Linked DNA regions of Mus musculus: region 1 is linked to region 2. The links are chromatin contacts, found by Hi-C in ENCODE. All regions are on one chromosome and are shown on one strand. Each heading gives the region's core, a stretch centred on a gene start or an enhancer-like site at or near the end of the contact. The rest is flanking DNA. Distances are from core to core; before and after follow the strand shown.

Region 1 (2,700 bases), core at 165-2,664, about 29 Mb before region 2:
TCAGGGTCAAGCCAGAACATAGCAGATAGATCAAAGTGTGTATTAACTCTCATAATCTTATATTTGCCTTATAATCTAATAAAGCCCTAGACTTTCAGGGTTTGTCAAAGACTCTCACAGATAAGAAGCAAATGAATCAAAAACCCCCCATATAGGTAGGGCATCCTGTATTCTAAGTGTTCTGTTTTATGGATCAGGACATTGGACCCAGATCAACCAGTGATAATTACAAGGAATCAATTGGTTGAAGGATATTTGAACATGTTTTCCAAGACCTTTTAAGTGTTAAAATCCACACCTATTTCTTCCTGCTTTTCTTCTCTCTGAAGTGTCCCTGCCCCCACCTCATTTCGCCCAACTCCATATCCCTGGCAACACCTGTCAACTGAAGTTTCCTAAGAAGTCCCAAACTAAGACTTAGGTAGTTAGCTGAGTGATTAAACTTGGTGATTCTAGAGAGGAAAAACATTGCAAGTCCAGAGCTAAAATTATCTTGTGCTATTTTTGGTCTCCTCAATAGTCACCGGTCCAACCAAACATCCTTCTATCAGGGAAAATCATTAGAGCATCCTAACTTAGCAAACCACAAACTTTCACCAACCCCCAAAGCTAAGAATATCATCAGATAACACCAGCCACCTACAGCAGGTCTGCCTGGTCACTGTGCACCAGTGTATTTGTCAAATACGTTGACTCCTTCACAACTCCCTAGTGTTCTAGGACTATAAAGTGTTCACATAGCCATTTCCTAGTGGATCATATCATGCCAGGCAACCTGAATTCCTGCTCCTCAGACATGGCCATTCATAGTTTTGGCTTAGAATAAATTCTCTTCTTCCCCTTAGGGGGAAAAAAAAAGCTGTGTTTCGCATCCATATTCCCGCTTTATTCTCCTTTTCCTTCCTACGCTGTAAGTGGAAAAGTAACAGGCCACTCTAGCCTGTGCAGGTAGGTGGGCATGCAGAATGAAAACCTGCAGGGAGATTAGACACCGAGAGCCTGATCAAAGGATGGAGCAGAATGGAGCTGCACCTGCTGGGGTTGGAGTACACTGGCTTAGCCAGAACCTCCACTCGATGCCGTGCACTGTTCTGAGAGGTAAAGACTGCGCTGTGAACAAAACAGACAATTTTCCTTCCCCTCTCAGATCTCAAAATCTTGGGGAAGGCAGGCAGTAGAGAATAATTCTACACAGAATGGGCGATAGCTGAATGGAAATAGAGGAGAGAAGGGCCATGCTGGGAGAGCTACCGACTTCCTACATGAGGGCGGGTCTCAGTTAGACTGACTTGCACAAGCTGTGCTCTGACCCGATGCCACCTGCTGACTAGACCAACGCAGACTTCCAGGGAGTGGGTGATTAGTCATGAAGTTCCTTGGCAGAGAGTATTCCTGGCAGGTCAGCGTGGTCCAGAGCTGACAGGAATGGCAGCCTGCTTTGCTGGAGAACAGGAAAAGACCCACACTGAGAAACAGAGGCAGGGAGGGAGGGAGAAGCAAGCCACACAGAGCTTTATTGACTGGGTAATCTCAGCTTCATACAGAAGGAGCTGGGAGGGAGCCAGGTGCGAAGTGAAGGGATGACTCTGATCTGAGACTGCCCTGTCCCTGAAGAGAGGGGGTTGGGGGATGGGTGGGTGGGATCCATTCATGAGCCCGCAGGAGCTATCCTGAGGGCCTGGAGCAGAGGATATACAGATGTATCCCAGAGGGAAGAGCCCTCTTCTTTCTCTCTCTTTTTTTTTAAATTCTTTATTTTTATTAGATATTTTCTTTATATACATTTCAAATGCTACCCCCCTTCCTGGTTTCCCCTCCTAAAACCCCCTATCTCCTCCCCCCTCCCCCTGCTCACCAACCCACCCACTCCTGCTTCCTGGCCCTGGCATTCCCCTATACTGGGGCATAGCACCTTCACAGGATCAAAGGCCTCTCCTCTCATTGATGACCAACTAGGCAATCCTCTGCTACATATGCAGCTAGAGCCATGAGTCCCACCATGTGTTTTCTTTGGTTGGTGATTTATTCCCTGGAAGCTCTGGGGGTACTGCTTGGGTACTGGTCTTGGGTCCTTTCTCTAGCTCCTTCACTGGGGACCTTGTGCTCTGTCCAATGGATAGCTGTGAGCATCCACTACTGTATTTGGCAGACACTGGTAGAGACTCTCAGGAGACAGCTATATCAGGCTCCTGTCAGCAAGCTCTTAGTTCTCTTGTATTCTAAAAGAGATTAGGAAGCAGGAATTGGTAAAGAAAAATGGATTTATTTGTAGTTTGGCCAAACTGGTTCCCCACTGTGCCCATAACAGCCTTAAAATTTAATGCAGACCATTGGACTAATGTCAGAAATGTATAGATTTGTTAGTATTCCCCTGTAGGCTGCCCCTGTTCCCATCATAGAGGATACAAGGGAGACTTTAGAATTCAGAAGAACTTCTCCATCCTTCCTGGATTCCAGTTCCTCTGTGCTTGGACTCCAGCCCATTCTCTGTCAGCATGCAATCATCCACTCAGGTGTGTTCTGGTTTATTCAATGTGGTAAATGGAGAGAGACCAAGCATCCAAGTCTGCCTAAGGAACTGTTAGGAAGGGCTGGCAATGACTAGTCATAGAACACAAGCTTGTCTGGTCAAGCTTCTCTCTCCCTCCCTCCTTCCCTTTGGTGACCCATCCCTTTCTTCCTTTCCCTACTTCCTTCTCT
Region 2 (2,700 bases), core at 103-2,602:
GCCTGTCGGGTTGAAGGCCAGAGGTCAGGTTCTGGAGCACTGTGGTTAATGAGTAACTCTGACCCCCAAATCAACAGACCACCGCAGACGTCAAGTCAGGAGAAAGATACGTGTAGGCTAGCCACTCCAGAGCCGTACAGCTGCCTGACCACACAGGGAAAACAGACCACAAGCCCCTTAGCCGGGGGACTTCTGGCTGTCAGCCCGGGTGTGGCCTGCCGCCCGCCCCACTGCCTAGCTGAGCTCAGCGTGACTCAGCAGAACTGGCCTTGCTACCCCTTCCACTAAGGGCCTCAGCAGCACATTCTTCCTGCTCCGCGTGGCTCCCTTGACCCATCTTACTGTTTCTTCCTTTAGCCCCTTTTCATGATTGGGCTCGTTTCCCTTTGCTCTCTTCCCAGGCTTCTGAGATTAGACCCTGGTATGAGCCCGTCCTGTCCTCAAAAGTCCAGTTGGGCCTTGCATGCCCCAACTGTTCTGCGTAAGACTGACTGTCTGTTTCTGGGTCCTGAGTTCTTGCTCTCCCTAACTCTCGGGCCTTTTGATTCCAAAAGAGCAACCTGCAAGGAGGCTTCTGGACCAAACTCCAGGAAGGAGCCCAGCAATTCTCCAAGCGCCATCATGCGTGTCTGTTTCTAGAAAGACAGGTTCACTGACACAGACCCAGACAGACAGGCTGACCAGAACTCCAAAGTCCTGTCTGGGCCTCCACATGTCACCTTCCAGAGCACCCGAGGGAGGTGCACACACGGTAACCCAAGGCTCTCTGCCCACTCCAAGCCCTCAAAGGGCTTCACGACCTCCTGGGTTACAGAAAACAGAAAAACAAGCAAACAATCTTAGTTCCTATGGTGAACCTAAAACCCTATACTTCTGGGCATCCCTTCCATTCCCTCAAGGAGATCTCTAGAATCTTTGGAATACCAGACTTCCTCATGACGTGACATATCCCTTCATTGTGTGCAATTGGACATATGGAGGTTCCCTTTGCATTTACAGACATTACCCCACACTCAGCCCATCCCCAGATCCATGTTCTCAGGCCCCAAAATTCTCTTTTGTGAGACACCCAGAAAAGGACCTCGAAGTCATCCCCTCCCCAGGGTCTCAGTGACCCGGAGCCCAGAACCCTGCGACCCCTCCAGGTTGCGCCTCCGGATCCGGACCACCGCCCCTCCCCCAAGCCTCCATTTCACAAGGCCTCGCGCTCCAGTCCCGTGACTTCATCTCATGGGACTGGGTGGGTGGGGAGCGAGGTTCCCCTCAGCTCCGGATTGGTCAAGTATACTTTTCCGTCTCCGCCTCACGCCACCGCCGATTGGTTAGTCTCGGGCCTGGGGCACCCCTCCCTCCGGAGGGTCAACATGCTATAAAAGGAGCGCTCCTTGCCCGGGACTTAGAGCAGCGCCTTGGAGGTCCCGTGGATCTGTGTCTTGCTTCAACAGTGTTTGAACGGAACAGACCCGGGGATTCCCACTGTACTCGCTTCCAGCCGCCTTTACAAGTCTCTCCAGTCGCAGCCTCCGGGACCATCTCCTCGCTGCCTTCAGCTCCTAGGACCAGTCTGCACCGTCTCTTCGCGGTTAGCTCCTACTCCGGATCAGCCATGACCTCTCAGATTCGTCAGAATTATTCCACCGAGGTGGAAGCTGCCGTGAACCGCCTGGTCAACTTGCACCTGCGGGCCTCCTACACCTACCTCTCTCTGGTGAGCAGCTCGGGGTTGCCTTCTGAACGGGGGGGGGGGGGGGGGGTCCATCACACCCACCCTCCTGCGCATGCGCGGGCCTTCTTTGTTCCATGCAGGGCAGAGACTGTGCTCCGACCTCTCCCTCTCCCTGCGCGCTGTGTACATAGTAGTTTTGTCTGACTGGAACTCGCTGGGCAGACCGGGCTGCCCTCGAAATCTCACACGTACTGCCTCTACCTCTTGAGTGTTGCGATTGAAGTTTACAGTGTGAGCCGAGCCACCGCGTTCCGTTAACTCGTATTTGTAACCTCCCGCAGGGCTTCTTTTTTGATCGGGATGACGTGGCTCTGGAGGGCGTAGGCCACTTCTTCCGCGAATTGGCCGAGGAGAAGCGCGAGGGCGCGGAGCGTCTCCTCGAGTTTCAGAACGATCGCGGGGGCCGTGCACTCTTCCAGGATGTGCAGGTAAGAAGCGGGGGTATTGGGCACTACCGAGCATGTGCGTTTACTTGCCATCCCCATAGTTTGGGCATCCGGATAGACGTCTTGGAAGGGAGTGGTGGCAGGACTAGTGTAGACAATAGGAGTATGTAGAGCAACTAAACCCACCAGGATGTCAGAAACTGGAAAATGGGGGTAATTACAGAATACAGATGAGGACTGCTGGGCTGGGGAGAGGCGGTGTCTCTCTAGCTAGCATGGAAATCACAATGTAGACCAGGTTGCCTCCTATCAAGAGATCCTCCTGTCTTCTCGCCCAGTCTCTCAGTGGTGGGATTAAAGACAGTATCCCATTATTTTTCCCCACTGTGCCCACTTTTCCTGTGCAGTCAGTTTTATATTGGCTGGGTGAAGGATGTAATCTAGGCTTGATATTCTTGTGTGCAGAAGCCATCTCAAGATGAATGGGGTAAAACCCAGGAGGCCATGGAAGCTGCCTTGGCCATGGAGAAGAACCTGAATCAGGCCCTCTTGGATCTGCATGCCCTGGGTTCTGCCCGCGCGGACCCT

The links. A loop is a pair of places that touch in the nucleus more often than their neighbours do.
Region 1: a map of regulatory T cell shows a loop between it and region 2 (79-fold over the local background). The contact joins the enhancer-like site here to the promoter of Ftl1 in region 2. A Hi-C loop is called at or near these places in 3 of 37 maps with a recorded cell type or tissue (T-helper 17 cell and regulatory T cell).

What each region holds. Positions count from the first base shown.
Region 1 is chr7:74,407,450-74,410,149 of GRCm38, reverse strand. The region is part of intron 2 of Slco3a1 (solute carrier organic anion transporter family, member 3a1); the gene reads left to right. Among named protein-coding and RNA genes, the nearest start is that of Slco3a1, 150 kb to the left of the region's middle. Within about 2 kb of position 1,414, at least 1 of the 3 ENCODE cell types and tissues checked has a DNase peak (open chromatin) inside an H3K27ac peak, as active enhancers do.
Region 2 is chr7:45,458,538-45,461,237 of GRCm38, reverse strand. Ftl1 (ferritin light polypeptide 1) reads left to right here and starts at 1,352. Exons shown (of 4, transcript NM_010240.2): 1 at 1,352-1,708; 2 at 2,008-2,154; 3 at 2,578-2,700. The coding sequence starts at 1,607.